Regions from separate parts of the Mus musculus genome. Here region 1 is linked to region 2. Evidence: chromatin loops called from intact Hi-C (ENCODE). Cell type or tissue: left cerebral cortex. All regions are shown on one strand. Each heading gives the region's core, and the rest is flanking DNA. Links, peaks and the distances in the headings are about the cores only.

Region 1 (15,932 bases), core at 3,071-11,070, 130 kb before region 2:
CCCTGCATGTGGGCCTGACCCTGGACTACTGGCCTGAGGATGCTTTGGGTGTGAAGGGCAGAGGTCCACAAGGGCTGGTGATCGGCTTTGTCCAAGGCCCTGGGGAATGTGAAGATTCCCTCCTATCCAACTGCGCAGCTGTGTCTTTGGGAGGAGGCAGCAGGGATCTCAAGATGGTGTTCCTCTCTGCTCCAAAGGCTCAGCTGCAGCTCCCACTAGAACAGCCATTACCTCTGCCCTGGGGCAGATGCTTGGTGATGCAGCACACTGTCTTTTTTTCCTTTAGGCATGAAATCTTCAGTCATTAGCAGTTTCTAGCAGCATTCAAGGAGGGCCACCTTGGAGCAGACTCTGCTTCTGGAAAAACCATAAGAGAAAAACCCACGGCTGCTCTTGGACTCTGCAGCATTTCACAGCTGCTTCTGACCACGTGGTCACTACTCCCTTTATAACCACAGTGAACTGAATACATCCCGGAAGGGGGCCTTGGGTGTAGGAAGAAGCTGGAATTTTCCTGGTGAGGGGTTGACTTGGTCCTCTCTGGCACCTGGAGAAATGCTAGTGGAGTGGTGGGTTGCTCCAAGATTAGCATGTGGATTCAAGAGAGCCTTTGCAGAAGCCTTGGCAAGTAAGGCTCCTGGGGAGGGTGGCATGGAGATGCACAGGGTGTCCTGAGAGTTGAGAGGGGAATTCTCTGATGGGCAGAGTGTATCAGCATACCATTCATTTTCTACAGGGGTAATGTGAGAGAGAAGGCTATATGATTTCCAGGACTGGGGAGGCCACACTGAAGTGGAAATTTCTGGTTTTTTTGTAAACTCAGTTGTGTCATGTGATGTTTTCCTGGAAGCTGTCTTATGCGAGGATGAAGCAGACATGTGAGAGAATGTTTTACTGGAATAGACACGTGTTGTTTTTCTGAAGAGCATGTGATATTTTGCTGGAGCAAACACTTGAGAGAACATGTGATGTTTAGAAAGAATATAAAGATAACCCCACAGACAGTGCACAGACAGTGAAGTGTTGGTCTTCACTGATTTTCACTTGTCCTGACTTTATAAAGAAACATTCTGGCTGCTTCTTGTGGCTTCCATTGACTGGTGCTAATTCGGCAGAGCCTCATGGCTTCTTCTGGATGGAACTGCTGCTACTGATTCATATTTGGTGTTTGCCAATTGAACTTGACTGACACTACCGATTCATGTTTAAAGTTTTGGACTAGACTGCTGATATCCTGACAACAAAGGTTGGAATCACCCTAAGAACTACTTCTAAAGAGCTCAACAAACCCTGTTTCCTATTACTCTTTCCTTTCCCCTACCTTCTAGGTGGGCTAGAAGGGAGGTTGAAGTGTTAAAGAACCCTAGTTAAAGTATCTAAGCCTACGCTACATCAGTTTTTTGATCACAAAAGAACTGTAGTGTCTTTGGTGGGGACACATCACCCCTAATATGGTATCTTAATATTTGAGAAAATGACAGCTGTCAGATGGTCACTTCCACCTCTCCCTACTTCCTTGAAGTGGCCACAAAAGAATATTTGACCTCATTCCAGAGGAGTCCTCTCTATGCAAGGGGAATGCAAAGTCATAGAGATGCTGGGGAGAACTGGATTCAACTGGTCTTGTTTACTTTCATCACTGTTAGATAAGAATATCCCATTGTTCTGCAGTCACTTTCTCGGAGAACTGACTGAATGGACAGTCAGTCAATAGGCCTCCCTGCTTCTGTGAGTCTCTTATTTCTGAAGGCTTCCGTGGCACATAAAGCTTATATGAAATAGGCCTGTGTGCTTTTAGTTCCTTAGCTTGCCCTTTGTTGTAGGGTTTCCACCATGGGCCTGTGGTGGGTGAGGAGAAGAGCTTGTTGCCCTCACTCTGCTCCCCTGTTCCCTGTTGTCTACCTTGTGGGTGTTTCAGGCAGATGCTGATGTGACTGGTCACTGTCCTCATCAGGATGTCTCTCGAGGAGACTTCATTTTTCCTACACCACCTGCATAGCTTCCTTGGGCTCAGAAGACCAGATCCTTTAGCTCTGTCAGGTGACAGAGTCCCAACGTGTCAATCCTGGGTAGTTTCAAATTGTCATCAAATTTCTCTCATGAATTACAAATAAAAGCTTCTATCTAGTAGATGGTTTAAAAAATAATTCAGGTCAAAGAAAAGAATTGCAATGTAGATTATAAGTATTTGCGAACATGAAACTCCGAGAACATTACATTCAAAAACGTGTGAGGCATAACTAAAATAGTAATTAGAGGAAAATGTAGCTGTAAACACATTCATTAGAAAAGAAGAAACATCGGGAATCTAATAGTGAAAGGGCAGGCTGTGGTGCGCATCTGTATTGCAGAACTCCAGAGACTGCGGGTGATATCAGGGGCAAGTTCCTGGCTAGCCTGGGTGAGCAGCTAGAACTTCCATCAATACAACAATAACAACAAACAAACAAACAAAAGTCCAATTTAAATTAGCAAAAGTAGGCAGAGGGTATAACTCTGAGGCAGATCACCAACATTTGCCCTGGGCTTGATCTCCAGCATTAAAAAAAAAAAATTAAGATGTTAAAATAGAAACAGAAAAGTTGCAATAAAAATAATGGGTTACAGAATACATCAAAACTACTTCTTCGAAAAGACAAAACAGACAACCTCTTATGGGGATGGAGAGGGAGGAGGGGAACATAGCACCCACACAGTGTTAGGAAGCAGAGTGGAGCATGACCGTGCATACAATGCTTTTATAAACACCACAGAATTCTATGGACAAATAATCAATTTTACAGTTATAAGAAACAGACAACTTTCTAGAATATATGCTGGGTCACAATTACTCACAATAGTTGAATTTTCAGTAGAAAAATAAGATCTTTATCCCCATAACCCCATTAAATGGCTTTCCCGTACAGTCATAGAGAATGTGGGAAACACTTTCAAAGTCAGGCAAGGAGACTCCCATAACAAGATAGTACTACGGAAGAAAACTAGGCCAGTCTCACTCAGGACTATAATTACAAACTCCCCAGCAGAACATTACCAAATTACAGCCAGAAATATATTTACAGGTGAGCCCTAACTGCGTGTCCTTTCAGTCACACAATGATGATTCAACCTCAGGATGTGGCTTAAAGAAGGCTGGCGAGATACTTCAGTCACAAAGTACTTGACTTGCAAACATGAGGAATTTAGTTTCATCCCTAGAGACCATATAAAAATACCAGGAGTGACACAGGTAGGCCCCAGGGCTTGCTGCTCAGCCAGCCTAGCCTAGTGGGTGAGCTTTGGGCCAATGAGAGCTTGTCTCAAAATACATAAATACATATATGCACCCATACATACATGTACATACATACATACATACATATATTCATATATTCATACATTCATACAAAACAAAAAACCCTAAGAACCGGTAGTTACCGCTTTTGAGGAACAACACCTGAGGTTGTCCGCTGGCTTCCTTAAGAGAATGAGAAATAAACCAGACAGAACTGGAACAGGTGCTTCCAGGTCATTTCTGCTGCCCTCCAGGTGCTTCCAGGTCATTTCTGCTGCCCTCCAGGTGCTTCCAGGTCATTTCTGCTGCCCTCCAGGTGCTTCCAGGTCATTTCTGCTGCCCTCCCGTACTCCCCAGTTCTTCAGTACACAAATGTCCCTTCACTCATGATGTGGCTCTCTCCTGATAAATCCATCATCGTCCGATGAAGCCTGCAGGTCCAGCATGTTTAACACCTACACTATGGTCCCCTGAGGAGCAGCAGGGCTGGCTGTGGCCGTGGCTTGATGCTGCTGCCCAGTATGAGAGAGAATTTGTCATGTGTACCTTACTCCAGAAAAGCTCAAAACTCGGACTTCGAAGTTGCTACTGGATTCATATTAACCACTTCACCACAGTGACATTGAAAACTTAAACCTAGAGCCACCAAAGTCAAGGCTATTTGCATATTTCCTCTGGCATTCGTTATGATTTAAAACCCATACTGCATCACAGAAAGTTCCTATTCTCTGTTTTCCCTCTGTGAGGTTTTTCTGAAATATGTTCCCTCATCCCAGAGTTCTTTCTTGTCACTCATGGTTCCGGTACAGCTGTCAACATCTCAGAAGGCTTTGACTCAAGACACTATCAAAATCACTACACATCTATTCTCTTTGTGCTTGCTGCCTGCTTTTATTTCCCCGTTAGCATTCTCCACTAATGTCCTTCAAGTTGGGTAGCTTCCTGTTATTACAACAAAATACTGGAAAAATTAACTTTGGATGAGAAGAAAGTGTTTTGGTCACAGTTTTGGAGAGAGGTCTGGTTCATGGTCCTTTGGCTGTTTTGCTTTGGGCCTGTGATAAAGAGAATCTTGATGGGAGAAAACAAATGCGACAAAAGACAAAACAAAAATGACAGAAGACAAAACAAAACAAAACAAAACAAAACAAAACAAAACCCCAACGGCTCAGCTCATGGACTGTTGTAGCACTTGCCCTTGCCGGTTTGTTTGCTGTGCCCACTCCCCTACCTCCCCATTGTCTCCCCTTCAACTCTGAGCTTCCAAAGTGTGGAGCCAGACGTACACTGCCCATCTCAAGTTCCAGCTCTCTTTAGTCAGTTAGTTGTCTGCTATCTGACTCTGCTTTTTTGGCCATCATTCAGCTGACTGAGGAGTTTGATAATATGAGAAAAACATATTAACAATCGATTAAATTAATCATACTGTAAACATTTAATTAATGTTATTATTGCTGGCCTCTTTTTTTTTTTTGAAAAATTGGAGTGAGAACAGTCTTTAGCTTTCATAATTTTATAGGGCCCCCCCCACCCCCAAATCTGTAGACTCTCAATATTGTGTTTTTTGGAAATAGACCTGTTTGGGAGCGATACCATTTGATGCATCCCCATGATGGAATTGATTTAACTCCTTTTTTTTTCCTTTCTCTTCAGTCTGTGAATTGACCCACTGCCTCACATTTTAAGCAAGTGCTCTACCACTGGGCTATATCCCCAGCCCCTTGTTTCCCATTTAAAGTGCAACTTGTCTGGGATTCTTCAATGAATGGGCTATGAAGGATGCAGAAATCTCACATGCATGGACGCTGGTATTCGAAGAACATAGCGCCCTCTAGTGCACATTTTTGATGGTTCTAGGAGAAAAAAAAAAAAAAAAGACTGCCTTCTCTAACAAGGCCATGCCTCCTAACCCATCCCAAACAGATCCAGGAACTGTTTGAATCAAGCATTCAGACAGGAGCCTGTGGCAGCCATTCTTATTCAAGCCACCACACATCCACTCTGCAATTGTAAGCCAAATAAACACTTCCTTTTCTGAGTTGCTTTGGTATGGTATTTTTTTATCACACCAACAGAAAATTAAATAATACAGTCTTTAAATCTCGTTTTCTTCTGGCCAGTTTGATTACATAGCCATGATCTCATACAGAGTAGCGAGCTATAAATCTAGAAGAGTTTAGTCCTCTGTATCTAATTCTTATTTTATTTAAGGATAATGGTTTGATCTGTCATTTTATTTTGGTATTTCACCAGATTCCAGTTTGGGGACATAAATGGACAAGCACATTATAGAAGAAACTGGAAAACAAAACAGCCTCTCTTTGAATTCTCTTCCAACAGAATGCGTCGTTCCCCCATGTACAGTTATTACTTATGACAGGGGTAGAAAAAAGAGAGAGCAGTTCTGTGAGAAGTCAGGGTTCCACTGATTAAAATGTTAGGTGTCATTTTTTTTTTTTTTTGGAGAGTGAAATGGGACTCTGGTAGGAGTCATTTTCTGTTACTGTCTGCCATGGGACACTTCTGGGGAGACAAATATCTACTTTCACATAGGAAGCTGACTAACTGACCACAGCAAGGATGCCACCAGAGTCCAGTTGGGTGAACCAGTGAGTTTTATTGGGATTGCTTATAGGCATATGGATAAGGGGTTACTTACAGGATCAAAAGTGACTCAAAGACAACTGCATCCCCAAAGCCCACCCGCTGGAGAAAACTGGAACCCGGAGCTTACTGCCCAGCCTGCAGCCTCTTCCAGGTGGCTTGGTTAATCTGAACCTCTCTGCTAGGCAGCCCAGCTTGTCTGAAAATTGTCATGCATTCTTGAATATTTATAGGCCACTAGCATCAAAGTCTTTTTGAGAGTGGAGAAACTTTATCATGAAATCATACCACTTAACATATATTTTACTATGGCATACAGAACATATATATTGATAACAAGCACATAAAATTAGGGCTGATAAGATGGCTCAGTGGGTTAAGGCATTTTTGTTGTCAACCTGAGTTCAATTCCCAGAGCCCACGTGGCAAGAGAGAACCAAATCCTTCAGGTTGTCTTCTGAACTCAGTATTCATGTGTGCTTCCCACATGCTAAGTAAAATAGATACTTAAAACCCAAGTCAGTCATGGATACAGGCTAGCCCCTGCAACCCCCCCACACACAAACGACATATAAGCAATTACATGGGGTGAACACTATTGAACAATGTAAGAAGAAACCCAAAGAACATACAGGTTGACTACATTTAATAAGCATATATGCTTAGCAGAATCAAGATAGAAAATTTGTACCTTGACAACACAGAGCTTAACCCAGGTATTCAGAACAGCTGGGCGAAGGCAAAGGGTTGGTTGTTGACAGGTTAATGAAGTGAACTGGTTAGTGTTAACTAGAGGTGGGGCTCACTTATGCTGGGGGAGAGGCTTGGCAGTTTTTTAAGATCAGTGTCTGGAGACTAAACATAGGCCAATTCTAGAGATCAGTTATAGGGAATAAAAGGACACACATTGCATTATGGGTTCAACCAGAGGCCAACATTTACCCTGAATGCTGGCACTTGGAGGGAAAGAAGAGCCAACTGTACCCCATTAACTCAAGTTGCACCTTTTTTCTGGGTTCCCCCAAGGAAAGGAAGCTTCCCTGACCGCGGGGATGCAATGGTCCCAGTCTTCACTTAAAGCTATCTAGTTGGTTATACTGAACTGACCCAGAAAAGATGCTCACAAACCAAAACTCGCCATAAATCAGGAGAGAGAGAGAGAGAGAGAGAGAGAGAGAGAGAGAGAGAAGAAGAAGAAGAAGAAGAAGAAGAAGAAGAAGAAGAAGAAGGAGGAGGAGGAGGAGGAGGAGGAGGAGGAGGAGGAGGTGGAGGAGGACTTGCCACCACTCTGGAAAAGTAAAACTTTACTTCCTCTGGTAGGTCCGGTGCATAAGAAAGCCTGGCAGAATGGAAAGTGTCAGGGTGAACATCATAGCCACATGCTCTGCTCCTGCCATTCTCAAAAGCAGCACTGAGCACCAGGACAGGAACAGGAGCGGGCAGAAAAGGAGATCTTCAGAGCACTCCAGAAAACTTTCCCTGAATGTCTTCACACCACACACCAAAAGCGAGAAACCTCCCAGGGGGAAACGTAGCTCCTGACCCTTCCAGATTACAGTGCGCTATCATCCTCCTCACTCACAGGTTCCATCAAATGTAGCCTCCGCTACTGTCTGTCAACTGCAGAAGGGAAGTGGGGGTTTCCACAGCACATATTCTCCCTTGCTCCCACGGCTCGCCAACATACCACGGTGCTCACACCCCATAGGTAGTTTCACTGTGGCAGGCTCCGCGGCTTCCCTGACTTGAGACTGTGGGATCCTTGCAAATGTTCCCTCTTCTTTTTTGTTTGTGTTTGGAGACATAGTTTCACTATGTAGCTCCGGCTGGCCTGGACCTCACAGAGCTTCACCTGCCTCTGCCTCCCAAGTGCTGGTCTTAAAGTGCGTGACGCACAGATTAGCCTCTGTGTCTAACACAATTCATGGCCGTCGTAGACTCCTCCTTGCATGACCGCATCTTTCTCCTTATGCAATTTCTGTTAGTTTATAGTCCCACTTTGTCCTGTCCCTACTGAGAGCTAGGAGAGTCAGCAGGGACCTTTCAGGTTCTCATTTGCTCCATGTGTCGTTACACACGGCCACTAGAGGGCAGGAGACCCCATCCTTCCTTAGAGCCAAACCAGAAAGGCCGCAGAGCAAAATCATTCAGCAAACCAATCGTCGACCTGCTAAGTCACGAAGAAGTTGTGAGAAGCTTTAATTTCACTTTAAGCACTCTTCCAAAGCTTATTATTTCATTTAGGACGCCTGCCCTTCCCCCCGACCCGCCCCCAAGTCCATGGCTTCTCAGTTTTGGAGCAGCAAGAGCTTGCTAGCCCTTAGCTCAGCCTCACAGGCACCTGTATATCCTAGTCTATAGTTTTCACCTCAACATTTTAATTAGATGGTATTCTATGCACTGACCTGGTGCCCAGGGGAGGTGGGGACTGTTCTATGAGTGGACCTTCTTTATTAAGGTGAGGTGAGTGAATGGGAGGGGGAGGGGGATAGGGCAGTTTTCTTTGCCAGTGTATGAGTCTGTATGTGCCCTGTTCCCCAAATCCTTCAGGATCCTTATAGCATAAGCACACGTCACTTTAGACTTCTAACAAGGAAACCATGCTGTTCTCAGTGTGCCCCTTGCTTAGGAAGTACAGATCAGATTAGGTCGCTGGGACACAGTGAGTTCTGTGAGTCATATGAAAACTCAGGTTCAAACATTTCTGTGTTTTGCTAGCTGGGGGAAAGCTTTTTCTCATCTATGAGGGAGCACTTTATTCTGGGAGAAAGCAAATGGTTCCTTTGTAGTTTTATCTACATTGTGTGATCAGTCCAGGCTGAGGGAGACGGTGGTGGGGATGAGCCAAGAGGAAAGTCTGCTGGGTTTTACTCCCAAACTGACTTCATCAAAAACTTCCGATTTTGGTCTTTGCAAAGAATAGACCTGATCTAGTTTGCTTTTCTGTTGCTGCGATAAACATCAAGACCAAAAGCAACTTGAGGAGGAAAAGGTTGATTTCAGTCTACAAGTGATAATCTGCAGGAGAGAGGCCAGGGCAGGAGCTCCAGGCAGGAACCTGGAGACAGGAGCTAAAGCCGAGACCATGAAGGAATGCTGCTTACCTTTCCCTCTGGCTTGCTCAGCTGCCTTTCTTACACAGCTCGGGCCACCTGCCGAGGGATGACACAGGCCACCCTGACGGACTCTAATATAAATCAGCAATTAAGAAAATGGCTCTCAGGCATGGCCACAGGCCAGTCTGTTATAGGCAATCATTCAGTCGTGTTTTTTTTGTTTTTTTTTTTTTTCTACCCAGATGACTCTAGGTCTGTGTTACATTCATAGCTGAAGCTTACTAGGACAAGACCCAAGTAGGCCTTTCTGTTACCATCTTTGTCTGTAGCAGTGTGAATGACTGTGCTCCCACAGCCACATGGTGGCACCCAAGGGCATCTCCAGAAGACCTGTGCCTTTGTGTTCACACCGGCCCCTCCCTAAGCCCCTTCCGTGTTCATCCTATGTGCTCTGAGCTCCTTCTCAGGCTCTACTGATGTAAGACATGCTTCTAGAAACCTCTTTCTTCCTAGAAACATTTGGAAATCCTCCTGCCAGGGAGACTGGGGTGGCCTGGTAAATCTTTAACTCTCCTTGTGTGGCTCTTGGCCCTCTTTAGGATTTGCTTCCACTGACCTGAGGGCAGAGATGGCGACTTCATCCCACCAAGGAGCAGCTGCAGGAAGCCAGGCAGAGCACAGAAGCTGTGAAGCATCAGTAGGACAGGGGGAAAGACCGAGGTATGTTTCAGAGGTGTGTGTGTGTGTGGGGGGGGTCTATTATAGCTTGGGGGGGGGTGATAAGTTTAGACTGTGGAAGGCAGTCTGCCCTGTGTTGGGTTGGATTTCAAGAGCTGGAATTATGTCACTCCAACCAGATCCAGTAGGGATGTACCGTATTTTTCCCAAGAAAGAATGTGGAACAGCTGCCTGCCAGGAGGTCTGTGGGGAAAGGCTTCACACCTAAGGAGGAAGAAGAGGACAGAAGTGTGGCAGACAGGGAGGTTCAAGATCCAGCAGGGAGTGTCTCAGGGGTTGGACTCCCAGAAGGAAGTCACTGGTTGTCACTGGGACTGTTGGTCTCCTGGAGAAGCAGATGGCAGTATCTATGTCCTATATTCTCTCTTCGAACAATTTCCAGTCCTTTCACAGAAAGATCCAGTTAGTCATGTATTGAAGGAAGTCTTGAGTTTATGTACATTTAATCCAAACTGGCCCTCACCTGCTAACTCCTTTTCTTATGCTGACTGACTCACTGTCTAGGACTAAACGTCTTCCCCCGCTGGGCTCTGGAGGCCTCTCTGATCTCTTTTCTCTGGGACCACTTGCACCTTGATGTGGGATGAATCACAGAAGCTCCTTCCAATGGTTGAACTCGTGGTACCCTTGGGCAATATCCAGGGAAGACAGAGCGGGACTCACAGACTTACTCACTCAACTGCCAGGATAGGGTGATGATTGTCTTTTGGTGGAAACATTTTGCTCTTTGTAGCCAAGACCTCTGTGCTAACAAAGTGTAAGATCTTGGGGACTGGAAGCAAAGATTTTGCTGAGGTCAAGTAGTGTCGTTCCCATTTGATTTTTACCCATGAATTGCTGACCCATGAATCCTGCTATAGAGAGATGGCACTGTATACTTTGATATTACCAGACCCATGTATAGTCCCTATCCATGTTACTGTGGCCACTGTGATGAGATTGTTGGCTGATGATCAGGTGACTGGGGAAGAGGATGACTGGCACCAACAGAATGGGTCACCCTGTCAGCTTGATGATCAAGCTCTTCCTTTGCTGAGGTCAGTTTTTGATGGGCATTCAGAAGTTCTCTTGCTTGTCTTCCTCGCAGTCCTTCCAGACACCTCTTCCAGACCGATTTCCCAGCCATGTTGTTTCCAAATCCACACCATCCAGCCAAATGGTTGGCTGGAGCCCATGGGTTGGTAATAGTTGCACATCTGACCATTTCTTCTTTTAGTGTAATGAACAAGGTGCGCTGCTCAAAGTTCTGCCCCATGGGGAGAATATTCTTCCAACGTGTTCTCAAGAGATGCCCAAGCCTTGGCCACAGTGAGGTAGCTGTCCTCTGTTGGTGGTGCCCACATGTACAGAACCATCTGCCAAACAGGTCGTCCTTTTCTCTGTCGACTGGTTGCAAGGGACTCACCCTGAGGTCACAGATTTTGGCCTGGAGTGAGAAGGTGGTGTGATCGTGGTGAGGGCATTGGGGACACTGTTTCATGAAACCAGATTACCCTTCTAACCACTTCTAGTCACTAGTTAACATTTCCACAAGGATGGAGTGCTGGTTGTCCATCTACTTGCAGGCCCAGTGGATTGCCTTAGTGCATTATATACTCAGGTCATCAAATATCTGAGGCTGGGAAGTCCAAGATTAAGGGGTCCACACCTGGCACAGGCCTTCATATTATTGTACTATGATGAGAAGGAGAAGGGAAATGTGGGTATATAAGAAGCAGCAGGAGGGGTACAGACTCATTTGAAAAGATTTATTTACTTAAAAAATGAATATGCAACACATGCATGCAGTTACTGCAGAAGCCAAAAGAGGGACTCAGATTCTCTAAAACTGGAGTTGCAGAGAGTTGTGAACAGCCATGTGGGTGCTGGGAGCTGAACCCAGGTCCTCTGCAAGAGCAGCAAGTGCTCTTAACTTCTGGGTCATGTCTTCAGCACTGCACATTCATTCACTTTCCTCATACTCTGCAACACATTCCCACCAGATGGCATCAATCTACTTGTGAGTAGATTGGGCCAACAGAGGCTTCATGCCCTTCTTATCTCTTAGGTCTCATCTCCCAACACTGCTGAATGTTGGATGAAGTTTCCAACTTTGGGGGAATGCATTACAATCATAAAACTCTACCCCTAGACCTCAAGTTTGGGTTTGAATTACATACAGACTATACTCATTTCATCCCAATAACTTTTAATGTCTTAACATGTTGTCCCAGCTTTTGGAATTGTATGAAGCAAGCACACGTTTAGCATTGACCTCTTCTGAGATGAGCTTATGGAGACTTTGTGTTCTTCCTTAAAACTTTCTGAGTACATTGAGCCCTCTAGCGTAAATATCAAACTTTGTAATCAGAACTCATGGGCTGGAGATGAGGCTTAGCTTGCCCTTGGTTCCATCCCTACTGTAAGCTAGACTAGCTGACTACTGCCGTCAGGGTGACTGCCTGTCTCTGCTGCTCCGTGATTACAAGCACCTGCCACTGTGGAGCTCAGGAGCCTCACACTTGTGAAGCAAGACCTTACAGCTGAGCTGCTTCCCAACCGAGTAGTTTAAATTCTCAGGAACAAGGAGGACAGCTTTCCTCTTGTCCCCTCTCCTCTTGCCATGGATGGAGCACTCATGTATTGCTTTTGTCTCAACAGTGCCAGCCAGGGTCAGGAGGGCAACTTCAAGCAGAACCAGGGAACGTCCACACTGCGGCTCCTCCTGCTAGGGAAACAGGGCGCAGGCAAAAGTGCCACAGGAAACACCATTCTGGGCAAAGCCGTGTTCGAGTCCAAGTTCAGTGATCACATGGTAACCGACAGATGCCAGAGCGAGAGTGTGTCAGTAAGAGGGAAACAGGTCATTGTCATCGATACCCCAGATCTTTTCTCCTCACTGAGCTGTTCAGAGGTTAGGCAGCAGAACCTGAAGCAGTGCTTGGAGCTCTTAGCTGATGATCACTGTGTGCTGCTCCTGGTCACTCCCATTGGCCACTATACAGAGGAGGACAGGGAGACCATTGAAGGCATCTGGGGTAAAATTGGCCCTAAAGCCTACAGACACATGATTGTGGTCTTCACTCGGGAAGATGAGCTGGATGAAGACTCCCTGTGGAACTACATTGAGAGCAAGGAGTCTCTGAAGGAGTTGATTAAAAACATTGGAAGTCGACGATGTTGTACTTTCAACAACAAGGCAGACAAGAAGCAGCGGGAACTGCAGGTGTTCAAGCTGCTTGATGCAATTGAACTTTTGATGATGGAAAGCCCTGAGCCATATTTTGAGCCCTTAAAAATGGAAAGCAGTGGAGTCCAGGTAGGATTGGGGGGGGGAGAGAAGATAAACCTAAATCAATAGACTAGCTTGCATGATTACCACAGCATCTTCTGAAATAGCAAAACCTGAAGCAACCCAAGGACTCATCACTGAGAGGATATGAGTTGGATATGAAAGATTGTGTCTCCATCTGCCACTGTGTGAAAAGATGACCTCCTTTAGGCATGTGTGTGTCATCCTCCCTTTTATTTTCTAGGGTTGTGGGAATGGAGTGACATATGAAGGGGACACTCTGTGTGGTAAGTTGATCACCTAAACATTTAGACTCATGTCTGCATTCTTCTAATACTTTGCCCATCCAAAGAAAAGTGGGAAAACTAACAAATAAGAAACAGAATATACATGGAGACCCATTCTCTGTGGGTATCCATACCTGTTCCCAGAGGACTCCTGACATGTGTGAATCGGTACAGAAGCAGCCGTCAGAGCTCAAGTTGCTGCACACTGCAAGTGTCCCTGGCCTCCTCTGTTGTTCTATGGAGCCTGACTTGCTTTCTGTGGCTTTCTGCCTAACTCAGTTTCTTCTTCCTGGACATAAGTCTAGTATTCCTGATGGGGACCATGTTGGCATACATTTTCCCAACCTACTTTAATAAGCATTCAACTTCCTCTCTAGCCCACCACCCTCCAGAGGTAGTGCAAAAGAGAAGTTATTAGGATACAGGGCAAGTAAACCTGTTTAGAAATGGTTCTTTGGTGGCGAGTCCAGTTTTTGTTGTCAGTATATCAACAGTTCAGTCCTCTAGCAAAACACCAACATGGATCAGCAATGGCAGATCTCACAAATGCTATTCACGAATCAGCAAAGGCAGATCAATCCAGAAGAAACAGCAAGGCTCTGCCAATAGGCTGGAATCTGAGGAAATGGCAAGAGGCCACCAGAACACCACCAGAACTTTTTTTTTTTTGGTGCATTTCTCTCTATGAAAGCCCAACAAAGAATGACAAGGCCTGCCAATACTACCCAGCATCATCAGCAAAGCCCAGTGTCAGCAAAGCCCAGCGATGACCAGTAAAGAATGGCAAGGCACACAAATACCACCCATCATCACCCACTGTCCATGGAGTTATACTTATACCCTTTCCTAACATCACATGCTCTCTCACACAGCCCCTCTAGCACATGCCCCTTTCCCAGGTTGCCTCCAGAAAAACATCAGGTGTCTGTTCTCAGCAAAACATCCTCTCACATGTATGCTTTAGGAAAAACATCCTCTCACATGTATGCTTTAGGAAAAACAATCCTCTCACATGTATGTTTTAGGAAAAACATCCTCTCACATGTATGCTTTAGGAAAAACATCCTCTCACATGTATGCTTTAGAAAAAACATCCTCTCACATGTATGCTTTAGGAAAAACATCCTCTCACATGTATGCTTTAGGAAAAACATCCTCTCATGAGAGAGTTTCCAGAAAAACATTACATGACACAACTGAGTCTCCAAAGAAACCAGAAATTTCTACTTCAGGACAAGGAAACACTCCTCACGAATGGCACGAGTTCATAGCATCTTTGTACTGACTTCTATTAGTTGTGTGTCCTTTGTAGCAACATGGGTCACTATGCAATAGCAACTAGAACGTCTGTAGTGAGGACATACCAGCCTATGAAGTCACAGATACATTTTAGCTTATTTCTGGGTCAGCCCTGTGTAAGAACTGAAACTCTCACAGTGAATCACTTAGACAAGGTCCTTTCCTCTTAAAGTACACCAAGATAATAAAAAAGTCATTTATGACATTTAGTAGTAATAATAATTGTAACTGACATCATGTGCTAAGAAGTAACATACATGTACTTCAGTCCCCAAAGTATTTAAAATGATAAGTATATTATTTGTACAGTTTGTACATTAGTAGCCAGGGAAGGTATTCTTTTTTATAAGAATTACGGAGTGGAGGTGTTTTATCAATGTACTGATTTTTACAGGCCTTGGGATTCAAAGTTCAGCCAATGCCCTTTAGTACAATGAATTTATGAAAGTCTTAGACACATGGATGGAACTGGAGGATATCATCTTGAGTGAGGTAACCCAATCACAAAAGAACACACATGATAGGCACTCACTGATAAGTGGATATTAGCCCAGTAGCTCAGAACCCTTTTTAGAAGGGGAACAAAATACCCATGGAAGGAGTTACAGAGACAAAGTTCGGAGCAGAGCCCAAAGGAACAACCATCCAGAGACTGCCCTACTTGGGGATTCATCCCATAAACAACCACCAAACCCAGACACTAGGCAGATGCCAACAAGAGCCTGTTGACAGGAGCCTGATATAACGGTCTCCTGTGAGGCTCTGCCAGTGCCTGGCAAATACAGAAGTGGATGCTCACAGTCATCCATTGGACGAAGCACAAGATCCCTAATGAAGGAGCTAGAGGAAGTACCCAGGGAGCTGAAGGGGACTGAAGCCCCATAGAAAGACCATCAATATGAACTAACCAGTAACCCCAGAGCCCCTTGGAACTATACCACCAATCAAAGAAAACACATGGTGGAACTTGTGTCTCTAGCTATATATGTAGCAGAGGATGGTATAGTCGGTCATCAATGGGAAGAGATAGCCTTGTTTCTGTGAAGGTTCTAGGCCTCAGTATAGGGGAATGCCAGGACCAGGAATGGGAGAGGGTGGGTTGGGAAGCAAAGGGAGGGGAAGGGGATAGAGGGGATTTTTGGAGGGGAAACTAGGAAAGGGGGTAACATTTGAAATGTAAATAAAGAGAGTATCTAATAAAAAATAATAGAGCAAAAATTGGAGTCAGGAAAAATAAAAATATAATTACAAAAAAAATTACGGAATGAAGATGTTTTATCAATGTACTGATTTTTACAGGCCTTGGGATTCAAAATTCAGCCAATGTCCTGTAGTAAAAACTCTCAGGAACATGCATGTGACTAAGCAAAACCAGTCTACCTGACCTAAGGTAGTGACAGCAC
Region 2 (15,932 bases), core at 2,895-10,894:
CTGTAACCTTCTCTAAGGAGTGTCTCGGCATGAAGGAAGAGGTCATTGCTGTGGAAGGAGCCTTCACACTCCTGTTCCAGCCTCCTCACCAGGGCCATGAGCTCTGCCAGCTGCCCTTGCTGCTCCTCCCCAGAGGCCCTGTTGTTGAAGGCACAGTACCTCCTCCCACACTCCTGAACCAGGCTGCGCAGGCTGCGGTTGTCAGTGTGGGTCACAAACTCTTCCAAGGACTTCTCTGCCAGGTCTTCCTTGCGGGTGAAGAGGACGATCATGTGCCTCATGACCCCTACCCCAAAGACCTCCTTCACCATCCTCACAGCCATGACATCTTCAGCTGTGAAGCGTCCCAGCTGGGTCACCAGCAACAACACATGGGGGCCTGGGGCACACAGCAGGTAGCAGTCTCCGATGTCCTTGTCCATGTCTTGGTTCTGGGCCTTTGACTCAAAGATGGGGGGTGTGTCTACCACTAGGATGCTCCTCCCCTCCCATGTGCCTGTCTCTGCCTGGCTGGTCCTTGTCACAGACTGGCCTCTGAGCCTGGACTCGAATGCTGGTCGTCGGAGGAGGCTGTTCCCTGTGGCGCTTTTACCGCAGCCAGATTTGCCCACCAGGAGGATCCTCAGTGGCCTTGACCCTGAGGTGCAGCCACCTTTCTTTCCGCCTGTGGGAGTGTAGGGAAGCTCAGGTATAAGAAATGAACCATTAAAAGGATGGCTGAAAACTGATAGGAATTAGCGGGAACCAATTAGGAACTCAACCCCTCTGCTTTACCAACATTACACCCATCACACAGGGGACTTCTGGGATCAAGTGTTCCTGATGTTTAGTGTCTAACACATCTTTTCCTGAAGAATTGATGATTTTAGCACTATTCCAGGACCTTCCTCTGAGATGATAGGCCATTGCAGTATGCTCAGGGCCTTCTAGGGTTGGTCATTCTAACTGTCTGCTTCTTTATCTCTGTCTCCTCCCATCTATCCAGATCTCTACTTTACAGACAGTGAGATTTTATATTGAAGAACTTGCCCTTGCTTTGGAGAGTGTAACAGTTAATGGCCTAATATGTCCAATTATCTGGGAGAACATTCTCTTGCTTTAGGTGCTGGAGGGAAGTTTGTCCCTTTCTAGGCACTGGGCAGTCACTGTTGACTTTGCAAGGGAGTCCTACCTCCACCAGCCTTCTTACCTGTTACAACATTCTGAAGTGTTTCCATTTTTTTTCTAGAAGGAGAAATATGCAAAAAGTGTTCATATTGGATTTGAATGTAACATGCAATACCAAGCCCAATATCTTGTAGGAAGAGACATCAGAGCAAAGAAAGAAAGAACTGCTGACATCACACACGCAATACTTAGAGGTAGTTCTAGATGACCCAAAGGAGAAAGACCCAAGAAATGGGTCTGTGCACGTGAGCATATGGATATACTCATTGTCACCATAACTAATCTTCATCCCACAATAATAGTTCATTAAGTTGCTCAGTTATTTCCTACCGGGCACATGAGCACATGGCTATCTGGGGTTCTTTGGGAACCCAGTACTAGAAACTGACCCCCAGTACCTCCAAGAGACAAATGAACTTCTTCCCACGTTCTGGCAATGGTTCTGCCATGCCCAGAGTTGAGCTGAGTGCAGACCACAGGATTTTCTCTGCCTAACCTGGGAAAGTTCCCAGAAAACCAGGAGCAACTGTTCACCAAGGAGTAGGAGTGCACTGTGGGACCTGTTTGGGAGTGGTGGGCTGCCCCCAGTAAGCAGAAAGAAAAGCTAAGTCCTAAGGCTGCATAGTCAATGTGCTGTGCTCCTGGAATCTACAGCTTCCCTGTTTCCAGTTCAATCCTGGGATTAGAAACACCTCGAGGGTGTCTTTCTTTCAGGCCCTTCCTTTCCTTCTACCCTGTTCTTCACAAGCCTTTCTGATCCTTGTCCTACCCCACTCTACCTACCTCTTGTACCAGGTTAGGGAGAACAACTTCCCAGCTTTTTTACCAGGAAGAACCTATACAGACCTTCCAAATTCAGGCCCCTGCTTGTCAAAGCTTTTGAGTATTTCCTTGACTATGTTCCAGGAGTAAGGTCTTGTATTAGTCTGGTTCTGTAGAGGAACAGAACTTAATAGAACACACACACACACACACACACACACACACACAATAGAAAAGGGATTTATTAGAATGGCTTACAGTCTCTGGTCCAGCCAGTCCAACTATGCCTGTTTACCAATGGGAAGTCCAGTAGTTGTTCAGTCCATGAGTCTGGACATCTCAGATGGTCTGTAGTATACACTGGAATCCTGAAGAAATATGCTCTAATGCCAGTGAAGGAATGCACTTGACAGTGAGAATGAGAGTAATGAAGCAAAGAGAGCAAGCTTCCTTCTTCCATGGCTGCCAGCAGATGGTGTGACGGTATGACCCAGGTTAAAGGTGAATCTTCCCATCTCAAGGATCCAGATTAGAAATTGGTCTCCCTTTAAAACAGTTAATTAAACAAGCAAAAAACCCCTCATAGGCGTGCCCAGCAATTTGGTTTTTACTTAATTCTATATGTAGTCAATCCCATATGTAAGCAAAATGAAACGAAAATATCCAACATTAGCCTCAAAATGAGTGTCTAAAGAATGTCTAATTAGCCAGGCAGTGGTCACACCTTTAATCCCAGCACTTGGGAGGCAGAGGCAGGTGGATTTCTGAGTTCAAGGCCAGCCTGGTCTACAGAGTGAGTTCCAGGACATCCAGGGCTATACAGAGAAACCCTGTCTTGAAAAACCAAAATAAAATAAAATAAAATAAAATAAAATAAAATAAAATAAAATAAAAAGAATGTCTAATTACAGAACCTCAGGGTCTCTGGTGTGTCACTTAAAAACACTTTTTGAAACAAATGGATTTTCTAGATGTTTTCTAGCTCTTCCACATATGAAACCGTCCAGAGACCAACTTGACAAGAAATATAAATTAAAATAAATATAAATTAAACTTTAATTTCAACACTGGATGCCAGGATCCAGCATTTAGCCCAGTAACTTTCAGCCTCCAGACACCTGCAGGGCTCAGGCATTCTGTCCCTCCATGGTCATGTGAGCCAGTTCCTAAAGCAAATCTCTGAATCTGTTGTTTCCATTGCCCTGGAGAGCTGAAGTCCATCAAAGCCAAGGCTCAGCTGAAGCAGAAAGATGCAGAGAACCAAACTCGACCCTCAGCTTTGCTTTGTTCTCTTTGTAAGAAAGAAGAGGAAAGGGTTGAAGCTCAGTCCTGAGGCCCTGTGGAAGCCCTGAGCGGCTTACACGTCTGTGAGGGGACTGACTAGGTTGAACAACACTGCCGATGAAAGAGCGAAGGTCACACTACCACTGCTTCCTGTACAGCTCCCTGGGCTGTGCTCCTCAGCGTATGCTGATGGGTGGGGTCTGGCGCCCCTAGGTGCTTACCAACAGTCTCTCAGGCAGGAGTACTCATACAATGCCTTTGGCCAAGCAACTGGTGGCAGGTCATTCCTCCAAATTGAGAGCCTTAAACTGCTGCCATCTCAGAATCAAGCCTGAGGAGAAAGAGGAGCGAAAGCAAGAGTGGAAACATTGCTTCTCAAGCCTTTTTCTTTAGACATTTTTTTTTCCTCTCCAGTGCTTTCTCTAGTCTGAACCCACACAGTTCCAGCAAAATGACTGTCACCTTGCTGTTTCTCATCTGTACCCCTTTCCCACGCGGTCCCCTTCATTTTATGCTGGGCCACCATTTTTTCAAGACAGCAGTGTGCCCTGTCCCCACCCACTAGGATCCAAGTGTCAGCCCACCCCTACCACTCCACCACTTCACCCACACACCTGTCAGTCCTTTCGTTTATTTTTTAAGAAGTCAGTGTGTGTGTGTGTTTGTGTGTGTGTGTCAGTTATTTCTGGCCCTTGGTTGAACCTTGGAGCTAGCAAAAGTGGAAGAGCTCCCCATATCTAAGAGGCCCTCCCCTGGCAGTGCTTCCCTCATGCAGGACTGGAAGAGACTGGAAGAGGGCATGGGCAGGCCACACTTAGAAGCACTGTGAGAAGGTCACAGACTTGTGTGTTGGCCTTGTGCAGATTATCTTGGTCTCATTTGAGAAAACTGATAATATCATTCTTTCTTTCCCATATCCTTCACCACAGCATCTTGAGAACAAACTGTCCTAATGGGGAAAATGTGTCATGCTGTTATGAGGGAAAACCAGTGTGCAATGGTCATGGGGTCCTTTCCGGGAATAAAAGCTTTACTGCCTGCAGCTTCATTCTGTTTGCTTTGACTGGTCTTTAAAGAATGTATTACTTTATCCAAAACAAACAGCAAATGCTTTCTGTGAACAGATGAACCTGAGTGAACGCACACCTTTAATCCCAGCACTCGGGAGGCAGAGACAGGCAGATTTCTGAGTTGAAGGCCAGCCTGGTCTACAGAGTGAGTTCCAGGACAGCCCGGGCTACACAGAGAAACCCTGTCTCGAAAAACAAAACAAAACAAAACAAATTCCCTCCTGCCCAGCACTGTGAATGTTCACCAAGAAAAAGAAAAGTGATGGGAAAGAAAGAAAATTAAACCTGCAGGGGACGGGGAGATAAGATAGCCAGTCCAGCCACTCAGTGAGTACTGGATTCAGTGAGATGATACGCCAATAGATAATTTAGCCAGTCAGAGAGTGCAGACCACAGTCAGTGATGGAAAAAGACATCTGGTGTCCCTTTGCTCTCCAACATCGAGGAACCCAAGGCTCTGGGGAAGAGCCTGGGGTTGTTCTTATCCATTGATAGAGTCCTGACCCCGACTGGATAAAGCGAATGCTAGTCAGACAGCTAGGGTTCCTTCTGGACGATGGGTAGTGTATGAACTTCAGATCACCCATGGGGCCCACGTTCCATCTTCCTGCCACAACTCTAATTTCCCAGCTCACAAAACCCGGTCTGATGCCCCGTCCCAAAGACTGGTTCCCCTCCAGCTGCTCTCTGGTTCCCAGACACTCAATACAAGCCTGGCTGACAGCTCTAGGGAAATTGCTTTAGAAGCTTGTCTGCTCCCTTTCGCCCTTGGAAAGCAAGGAGAATGTCTAAGAGTCCACCTCTCCTGAGTCCTCAGTGGTGTGTTAGCCTTGTTCTGTGAGGGAGAAAACTCACTGATGTTCCACAGACAAGACTAAAAGTCCCTGGGGAACAGGAATTTCTCTACAGTCTATGAAAAAAGATCAGTTGTCTTTCCCTTCAGGTTGACACTAATTGTTACTGGTAGATTTAAGGGTGAGCAGGATAGAAGAACACCACACACACACACACACACACACACACACACACACACACACACCACAAGATCCCTGTTACCTGGTGAGTTCCTGAGGATCTTTCCATTCAAGATCTATAGCCACTGTGGAGCTACCTTCCAGGCCTAGGCAGCCTCTCACATTGGTTTGTAGTCTTTCGTAAAAGTACAAGAGCTACAAGAGGTGAAGGCCAGCTCACAAGATCTGTCTTCCAGGGGGAGGAAGACGGTGTCTCCTGAGGGGTGGGAAAGGGTGATGTACATGAGTTTCTCTGAAAAGGGGTGCTCTGAGGGCCACTGAAGAAGGCAGCCAGTGGAAAAGGTTGATTTAAAAAAAAAAAAAAAGTTCTGCTTCCTGCTCCACCCTCATCGGCCACACCACTGAGATGTTTGTGTACAAAGTATTCTCTATGGGCCTAAGAGAATCTAGAAGTCTAAAAGCATGGGCAACCCAAGACTCTAGCTTCTGCTCCTCCTCACCAGGCAGACAGCATGCATCTCTTCTGCTCTGCTGTTTACCTCTGCCATCCGGAGGTAGCTTCTTAGATGGAATTTGAGGTGGCAGTTGAGCCTAAAGTGGCTCTCTCCAGGGCCCACTGGACAGATCAATAGCTATCATGCTTGAGCCTGGCTAAGGTACCCTGGCTTCTAGGGAGAGTATGGGAGAACAAGGCTTAGGTTTTCTCACCTGGGCAGACCTTGTCTCCACAGAAGCCATGAAGCTAGCTACCCAGTCTATAGTATGGTTTAGGCAAAGCAACAGCACTTAGTGGAATCCCAAGTCCCTGTGCCTCTGCCTGCTGCCCTGCAGGACTCAGGATCCGGAGTGAGCCAGGTCTCCTCCCTGGAGGAGTTCCACTTAGCCGTGTGTTTGAGTTCAGATCACTTTTTTATTCACTTGCTGTTCTTTTCCGCGTATGAGTGTTTTGCCTACATGTATGCAAGTGCCCTCTGCACATGCCTGGTGCTTGCAGAAGCCAGGAGAGGCTGCTGGATCCCCTGGATCTGGAACTATTAACACTTGTAAGGCTCCTTAACTACTGAGCCATCCCTCCAATCCCAAGTTTGGGTGATTTTTTTTTTTTTTTAAACAAAAGAATGTTCAAGGAGGAGAGTGGGATATGGGATCTATTTGGGTGAAATGAATATAGATGTTGTTCCTATAACCTGCATGTTCATATCCTTAGCTTTTTGTTTTGTTTTGTTTGTTGGTTTTTTTCGAGACAGGGTTTCTCTGTGTAGCCCTGGCTGTCCCGGTCTGTAGACCAGGCTGGCCTTGAACTCAGAACTATCTGCCTGCCTCTGCCTCCCAAGTGCTGGGATTAAAGGTGTGAGCCACCACTGCCTGGCTGTTGTTTTGTTTTGTTGTTTTAATTGACATGTATGCTCTTGTGGGTTCCTGAATCCACCTCAGCTCCTGCAGTGTGATTTCTTCCTCACAGAACTCAGGGATTGTTTGGAACCTTTTCTCACTGCAGCTTTCTGGTCCACGCCTCCAAAGGGAAGGTGCATCCTGCTGTGAAGGGACGGTCAGCAGGAAAGGAAGCCAGACTGCAGCCAATGAGAACAAGAGCCTGAGGCTCAAAACTGTAGGAAGGGAGTGGGAACTGGCGTCGACGTCTTGCAAACACTGCCCCCTGCTGGTTACCTGCTGGTTTGCTGTGTTCTGTTTTGCCCAGTCTGGAAATATTGAACAGTGGTTTGGGGGAGTTGTTTGTTTATTTTTGATGTGCCTGAGCTCGCACGTGCACATGCTCCTGAGTGAACACAGGAAAGCCAGAAGACTGACTGAAGGTGTCTTCTATTACTGCGATACCCTATTGCCTTGAAATAGGATCTCTCAGTGAATTCTTGATTTCTACTAGGTTGACTGCCAGGAGCTCTAGGACCTGCCACTTTGCGCCCGATGCTGAGATTACAGGCACAAGCAGTCATGCCCAGATTTTTATTTGGATGCTGGGGATTCCAACTTAGGTTCTCATGCTTGCACATAAAAAGTTCTTACTCACTGAAGGCTAACCGTCGCCTCTCAGCCTCAACAAATGCTTTCCTTTTGACTTGCTACTCTAGAGAGCCCTCCTTTCTCATCACCTTGTTTAAAACCATGCTGCTGTACCCACACGAGAGTCCAAACACGAATGCCTATGGCAGATTTGTTCACAAAGCCCATCCAAATGCAGAGACAACTCAGATACACTTTAGTAGGTGGGTGTGACACACCCGGGCAATGGGAACTACAAAGAGATGCGTTAGCAGGACACATGGAGCCTCAGAGGGAACGTATATACATGCTGCTACGTGAAAGAAGCTGATCTGGCAGGGCTCTGTGCTGTATAGCCACAGCTCTGTCGCATGCTGGAAAGGACAACTGTGAAGATCACCTGTGGTCAGGGACTTGGGGAAGTAGAGGGAGAAATGAACAGTGAAGTCAGAGGAATCTATGCTAATGAGATATTCTATCTGACCTGTGGGTTGCTGTTATCACCCACTTGTCAGGACCCACAGGATGTCAAACACCATGAGTGACCCCTGCTGTAAAGCTACACACTTTAGTTAATAAAATACATGAATACAATTCCATGGACAGCAACAATACTCCACTAATGCAACATGTTACTGATAGGAGAAACTGGTAAGGAGAGCATGCCCCCTCTGTACTTTCTGCTCAGATTTTCTGTAAATTTAAAACTGCTGAGGATGGAGAGATAACCGCAGTTGAGACCATCAGCTGCTCTTTCAGAAGACTCGAGTTCAATTCCCAGCACTCACAACCATCTGTAACTCATCCCAACATTTTCTTCTAGCCTCTGCAGGCACTGTAGCACACGGTGCACATATACATTGCAGACAAAACCATTTATACATATAAAAGAGAAAATATAGGTTAAATGAATTTTTAAGAACTTATTTTTAATAAAGTTAATTAATTTAAACTCAGCAGAGGATAAAAAGGGATGAGACAGGGCAAGAATCAGAGTAAAGGAGGTGAAATAGAGAGGGGGGTTGAAAAGGGATGAGAAGAGGAAAATAAAGGGTAGGAGAGCAATGGTCGCTCGTACTTGACAAATCAAAGCCTGTAAAAGCATAGCGAGAGATAGCCAAGGTCACCAGCTGGCAATGCTGGTGGGAGTGCTGGGAGAATGTTTATTTTATTTCTGTGTGTATGAATATGTGATTGTGTGTGCACATGAGTGAAGGTCATGCCAGAAGAAGGTATTAGGTCCCCTGGAGCTGAAACTGCAGAAGGCCGTGAGCTGATGTGGGGTCTGGGAACCAAACTTGGTTTCTTAGGAAGACCAGAAAGTGTTCTTAGCTGCTCGGCCATCTCTCCATCTCTCCATCTCCGTGAGTTAGTCTTAAATGACTGCAGAGGGCTGATTCGACCCTGGGATGCTGACATTTCTTTCTCTGGCTGCCTCTGCCTCTTACATCACAGTGAAGGCTTTTATCTCACCACGGCTCTCAGCACTGTTTCCTTCATCTGGTTACTTGATTTATGGTTGTTGTTTATGTATAGGACCCATCTCTAGCTTCTCTAATTGCCCATTTGATTCATAGGCAAATGGATGACAGGCAAATGATAGACAAATCTGTTAAATATATAATATAATGGAGAGTTACATTTCACAAAATTGCATAGCAGCAGGAAAGTGGGACTGATATTTTAGAGCATTAAATTATGTGTTCTGTATTATTTAGTAAGTATACTATTATCTAATAATGTATGTACTAATTTAAATGCATAGCTCCTATGTCAGTGTTCTTAAAACTTTCTAAAGAGATACAAATAATAAGTTGATACAGTGGACTTTTAATTTTAGTACTTGAGAGGCAAAGGCAGACATTTTTGAGCTTGTGGCCATCCTGGTTTACATAGTGAGTTCTAGGTCAGCGCCAGGGTTGAAAAGTGAGATTCTGTCTCAACAACAACAACAACAACAACAACAATAAAATTCACTAGAAGTGACCAAATGAAATCACAAAAGTTACTCAATACAAAATAGGGCAAAAATTAAGGCTAGGAAAACCCAGAAAGATCAAAACCAGATATACGATGATTACTTTAATTCAATAGCACTAATAGCTACATTAAATGAATAGCCAACATATTTTCAAACCATAGCCTGTTAGGCTATTAGAAAATAGGACCCCATGGAAGGAGTTACAGAGACAAAGTTTGGAGCTGAGACAAAAGGATGGACCATCTAGAGTCTGTCTTATGCAGGGATCCATCCCATAATCAGCCTCCAAACGTTGACACCATTGCATACGTTAGCAAGATTGTGCTGATAGGACCCTGATATAGCTGTCTCTAGTGAGACTATGCCAGGGCCTAGCAAACACAGAAGTGGATGCTCACAGTCAGCTATTGGATGGATCACAGGGCCCCCAATGGAGGAGCTAGAGAAAATACCCAAGGAGCTAAAGGGATATGCAACCCTATAGGTGGAACAGCATTATGAACTAACCAGTGTGGGAAGCAGTTTCCGCTGTGTCTGCGTGGCCTAACTGGTAAACAAGCAATATGCGCATGTGCAAGAGTGTGTTCGCGCCAAGTCACTGCCCATCCTGGGGCGTGCTGAGAGAGCAGCCAATCAGGTGTGGACACGCTGCACTGAGGTGTATATAAGCAGTGCCTTTTTGGGGCTTGGGGTCTTCCTCTTCATGCTGAAGCTAGCATAATAAAACATTGCTGCAGAAGGATCTGGTTGTCCACATGTGTTCTTGCTGGCGAGACGATAGCGTGCAGGACAAGTGGTGCCAAAACCTGGGAACGCCTTACCATCACCGGCGCTGAGGAGACCCTCTGTTCGCGGGGCGGATTCAGAACTGCAGCCAGGTTAAGTTTTTCAAGGTAAGCTCTGAGAGGCATGTTTGGTTCTGGTCTTTCTCCACAACTAGAAGGGGCAGTGGAAGCCTTCGTAATTGTTTTTGCGGCACTTATCCTTTTCCTTATAGTGAAAGCAGGACAGAGAGTGCTGGAGGAGGTTCAAGACAGCATGTCAGAAACAGAGCGGGGTAAAAGATTAGGAGCTCAAAGAAAAAAGGGTATACCTAAGAAAAAGGGCCCTTCCACGGACCCTGGATCCAAGGAAGTGAGAGAATGGGGAAAGGACGCCCCGGGAGAGAAGAGAGAGGAGCGGGGGGGAAAGAGGCCCCCCAAAAGAAGAGCCTTTATCCGGTAAAGGAACTTGAAGCTCTGGGACTTGATGGTTCAGATTCAAGTAAGGAGCTTAGTCCCACTGATGAGGAAGATCTGGAGGAGGAAGATGCTCATTATGAGGAAGAGAGACATCATCCTGATGAAAGACGGCCTAGCGAATCAGAGAGGAAGTCCAAAAGGAATGGAAGCAAGGGTCAGGTCGTTGTTTGGTCTTCAGGCCCTAGTTTCCCTCCATCTTATGTGGAAAATTTTCGTTCAGATACTTTTATCCCTCGAGACGAGCAGCAAAAATTACAGCAGGTGTTTCCTGTCTTTGAGGCAGCGGATGGAGGATGCGTTCATGCGTCTGTGGAGCACATACAGATCAAAGAACTTGCCGAGTTGGTCCGTAATTATGGAGTTAGTTCCAATTTTACTTTATCTCAAGTCGAAAGACTTGCTACTTTGGCCATGACTCCGGGAGACTGGCAAATGGTGGCAAAGGCTGTGCTCACTAATATGGGACAGTATTTAGAATGGAAGCCTTATGGTATGATGCCTCTCAAACACAAGCAAGGGCTAATGCTGCTGCTGAAGGAGATCAGAGGAATTGGACGTTTGATCTACTGACAGGTCAGGGACAATATGCTGCCAACCAGACAAATTATAATTGGGGAGCATACACTCAGGTTTCAGCTGCTGCCATTAAGGTGTGGAAAGCACTTTCAAGGAAAGGAGAGGCAGGAGGACATCTGACAAAAATTATACAAGGACCTCAAGAGCCATTTTCAGAATTTGTAGCCAGGATGATGGACGCTGCAGGAAGAATCTTTGGGGATCCAGAGCAGGCAATGCCCCTAATAGAGCAGCTGGTCTTTGAACAGGCTACACAGGAGTGCAGGACAGCAATTACGCCTAGAAAGAGCAAAGGATTGCAGGACTGGCTAAGGATTTGCCGAGAGCTTGGAGAACATTTTGGTTAGAACATTGGAACAATGGGGATTGCATGTAGTCACAGAAAAGGTGCAAATTGCCAAGATGGGAACATTTTTGGGGTCAGTCATTTATCCTGAAAAGATTGTTCCGCAGAAAGTAGAAATTCGCAAAGATTGTCTTTATACCTTAAATGATTTTCAGAAATTGTTAGGGGATATAAATTGGTTGAAACCGTTTTTGAAAATCTCATCTGCAGAATTAAAGCCTTTATTTGATATCCTGGAAGGAGACCCTCACATCTCCCCCAGGGCACTTACCCCTGCTGCTGGTCAGGCTTTACAAATTGTAGAAAATGCCTTGTAGGAGGCTCAATTGCAATGCATTGATGAGTCACAGTCTTTTGACTTGTGTGTCTTTAAGACAGCCCAATTGCCAACAGCAGTTTTGTGGCAAAATGGGCCCTTATTATGGGTTCATCCAAATGCATCTCCTGCTAAAATAATAGATTGGTACCCTAATGCAGTTGCACAACTCGCACTTCGAGGGTTAAAAGCAGCTATTACTTATTTTGGAAAAGAACCTTATCTTTTGATTGTACCATATACCTCTGTACAAGTTCAGACCTTGGCAGCTACATCTAATGATTGGGCAATTTTAGTCACCTCCTTTTCAGGACAGATTGACAATCATTACCCAAAGCATCCAATCTTAGTTTGCCCTGAGTCAGGCTATAGTGTTTCCGCACGTAACAGCCAAGAATCCACTCACAGATGGGATTGTAGTGTACACTGATGGATCAAAAACTGGTATGCGTGCTTATGTGGTTAATGGTAAGGTAGTATCTAAGCAATATAATGAAACCTCACCTCAAGTTGTGGAATGCTTAGTGGTACTGGAGGTTCTTGAGGCCTTCCCAGGACCGCTTAATATTGTGTCTGATTCTTCCTATGTAGTTAATGCAGTTAATCTTCTTGAGACAGCTGGGGTAATAAAACCCTCCAGTAGAGTCGCCAACATTTTTCAACAAATACAATTTGCCTTATTAAATAGAAGGTTCCCCGTTTATATCACCCATGTCAGAGCACATTCGGGCCTCCCTGGTCCTATGTCTCTAAGAAATGATTTGGCGGATGAAGCCACTAAGATTGTGGCCGTTGCTCTGTCTTCCCAGGCAGAAGCTGCAAAAGAATTTCATAAGCGCTTTCATGTGACGGCTGAAACTTTACGCCGCCGCTTTGCATTAACTAGAAAAAAAGCTAGAGAAATTGTTACTCAAAGCCAAAATTGTTGTGAATTCTTACCTACCCCTTATGTGGGAATAAACCCACATGGTATAAGGCCATTACAGGTCTGGCAAATGGATGTTACACATATCCCTTCTTTTGGAAGAAGTCAGTATCTACATGTGTCAATTGATACTTGCTCTGGAATCATGTTTGCCACGCCTCTGACAGGAGAGAAAGCCTCACATGTGATCCAACATTGCCTGGAGGCATGGAGTGCTTGGCGTAAACCCACTATTTTAAAGACTGACAATGGACCAGCATATACCTCTAATAAGTTTCAACAGTTTTGTCATCAAATGAATGTGACACATTTGACAGGCCTTCCCTATAACCCTCAGGGACAAGGCATTGTGGAACGTGCTCATCGCACTATAAAAGCTTATTTAATAAAACAAAGAAGGGGAATTGTGGAAGACGCGATATCCCCAGTACCAAGAGTTGCTATTTCCATGGCACTCTTTACCATTAATTTTTAAAATCTTGATGAGCATGGTCACTCTGCGGCTGATCATCATAGTTTGGAGCCCGATAGGCCAAAGGAAATGGTCAAATGGAAAAATGTCCTTGATAATAAATGGTATGGCCCGGATCCTATCTTAATCAGATCCCGGGGAGCTATTTGTGTTTTTCCACAGGGTGAAGAAAATTCACTTTGGGTCCCAACGCGACTGACAACAACCGTGAAAGAGCAAGATGAACCTCAAGATGATCCTCTTGCTCCTGATGATTGAGACCAGGATAAGTATACCTTTGTGGGCCATAGTAAGATCATGGCCAGTACCTTTACTGGTACATTCCATTTCTTCTACCTTGCCTTTGTTTTTTGCAAAGGAATGTTTTTTGGATGTGCCTTATGCACGACAAACTCCTCAAGAGCCACGGGTGTATAAGAGTACTAGTTTTCATTTAAATTATACACTATGCTTTGTGCATAATGTGGATAAACCTTTTACACCCTGTATATTTTTTAAAGAAAAATATTATTTCTAATTGGGCAGATCAAATTAATACTGCTGACACTATAAGTCAGATAGCAGAAAAAACGTCTGAGGCATTGCTTACCCTGTAAAGGGTGGATTCTCATATCGCCTCAGGTGAATGTTAGTGAATCAGAGAATGGATATTTTACAACATAAAATGGAACAGATGATGGATGTCATACAAATGAGTTGTGTGGCATCCACTCCGCATGTGTGCATTATTCCCGTTAGGTATATTAATGATTCTTTTATTAGAAGTACAGATCTATCGAATTACCTGAAGGGGAACTGGTCACAGGAGCTGGAAAGGTTGCAGACGAGGCTGCAGATACAGATCCTGAACCTTAATGGGACCAGAGTGGAACCAGTGACCCTTGGAGATTTTACCTCTTGGCTTACCTCTGCAGTTTCTTATTTTAAGGAGTGGGTGGGGGTTATATTGTTTGGCGCAGCTTTATGCTGTGGGATAGTGTTTATGCTATGGTTGGTTTGCAAACTCAGATCTCAACAGAAAAGTGACAAGGTCGTGATCACTCAAGCACTTGTGGTCATTGAACAAGGGGCTTCCCCTGAAATTTGGTTATCTATGCTCAAGAATTAGTCGGCATCTGAGTTCTCTGCTCTTGCACCCCACGGATTTATGGATCCATTGCACTGGGATGAGAGAGACTCAAAGATCATTGATTAGCCCTTGCACATCGCTGAGGTTTCCTCATTGCACGCGATAGGGTGATCATGATTTCCCCACTAATTCATTTTTAAAACTTGGCTGGCCTCTTTTGTAGAGTTCACCCTAGGCCATCTAGCGGTTATTGTCACACAGCTCTGTGGTATCCAGAGACGGGCAACTTTCCTCGTGCACAGACCAACCTAAGACATGGGGCCCGGTGGTGATAGGGTTACCCTATGACGGGTAAGGCTCTGACATTAGAGGAACAACCTAAAACAGGAGCCACAGCAGATGGACGTAACTGCAGAGGCCTAGACCAGCCTCGTCTTAATAAAACAAAAAGGGGGAGATGTGTGAAGCAGTTTCCACTGTGCCTGTGTGGCCTAACTGGTAAACAAGCAATATACGCATGTGCAAGAGTGTGTTCGCGCCAAGTCACAGCCCATCCTGGGGCGTGCTGAGAGAGCAGCCAATCAGGTGTGGACACGCCGCACTGAGGTGTATATAAGCAGTGCCTTTTTGGGGCTCGGGGTCTTCCTCTTCATGCTGAAGCTAGCATAATAAAACATTGCTGCAGAAGGATCCGGTTGTCCGTGTGTGTTCTTGCTGGCGAGACGATAGCGCGCGGGACAAACCAGTACCCCGGAGCTCTTGACTCTAGCTGCATATGTATCAAAAGATGGCCTAGTCGGCCATCACTGGAAAGAGAGGCCCATTGGACTTGCAAACTTTATATGCCCCAGTACAGGGGAACGCCAGGGCCAAAAAGTGGGAGTGAGAGGGTAGGGGGGTGGGGGGAGGGTATGGGGGACTTTTGAGATAACATTGGAAATGTAAATGAGGAAAATTCCTAATAAAATTTTTTTTTTTAAAAAAGAAAATAGGGCCCATTTATATGATGCCTTTGAATTTCCCACTTTAAAAATACAGATATAAGTAAGTTAAAACTAAATTCAAACAACATTCAGAGAAAACTATAATAATGCGAGAGAGGCAAACTTCAGAACATAGGATATGACCAGGATTCCAGGGAAGACGCTAGGACTCCATGCCCAGTGATGGAGATGCCACTTCTCCAAGATAATGCAACAATCCCAAATTTCTCAAAAGACATGAAGAGAAATGGAAAGAACTAAAAGATTACAAACACAGAAATCCACTGTTGTAGTCAGAGATTTTAACATGTTTCTCAGTAATGGGTACAGCAGCAGGCAGAAAACTATGTTTGTCAGTGGCTTGAACAACACTACTGACACATTTGGCTTACTGGTTTGTATGAGACACTCTGACTGTCAACAGAACACACACTCTTCCCACGAAATTTTCAACCAAACAGATCATATTCTTGTCTTCACAAATACTAGACAATAGAAATTGTATAGCATGTTTGCAAACTACTGTGTGAGAGGGCAGACCCTTTAAGAGGCAGGGCCTTGTGAGATGTCAGCAAGTTGCTAGGCCATTCCTTTAATGTGTATTGTGAGTCTCTTCTCCTCACTCTTTCATCCCGTCCATGTAGGAACAGATTTCCTCCACCATAGGTACCTGCCATGCTGTCCTGCCCCACCACAGGTTCAAAGACAATGGCCATGGGTCAGAAGTTCCTAAATGGTGAGCAGGAAAAAAAAAGCAGGAAAAAA

What was found. A loop is a pair of places that touch in the nucleus more often than their neighbours do. Peaks named below come from ENCODE experiments on the same cell type or tissue, not always from the same donor. Only the 100,000 strongest peaks of a DNase experiment are listed, where the experiment ranks them.
Region 1: a loop joins it to region 2, with 9 times the contacts of the local background. A loop is called at or near these places in 38 of 42 quality-filtered maps.

Annotation. Positions count from the first base shown.
Region 1 is chr6:48,637,874-48,653,805 of GRCm38, forward strand. Gimap8 (GTPase, IMAP family member 8) reads left to right here and starts at 9,361. Exons shown (of 6, transcript NM_001077410.1): 1 at 9,361-9,412; 2 at 9,534-9,654; 3 at 12,313-12,970; 4 at 13,188-13,230. The coding sequence starts at 9,563. In left cerebral cortex, for the core only: CTCF peaks have their summits at 5,111 (motif pointing left), 5,314, 7,964 (motif pointing right) and 9,291 (motif pointing right); DNase peaks (open chromatin) are centred at 5,096, 7,972 and 9,293.
Region 2 is chr6:48,765,303-48,781,234 of GRCm38, forward strand. It overlaps Gimap3 (GTPase, IMAP family member 3), which reads right to left and starts at 5,549. Exons shown (of 5, transcript NM_031247.3): 1 at 5,340-5,549; 2 at 3,435-3,544; 3 at 2,188-2,474; 4 at 1,190-1,224; 5 at 1-664. The coding sequence starts at 1,217. In left cerebral cortex, for the core only: a CTCF peak has its summit at 6,920 (motif pointing left); a DNase peak (open chromatin) is centred at 6,893.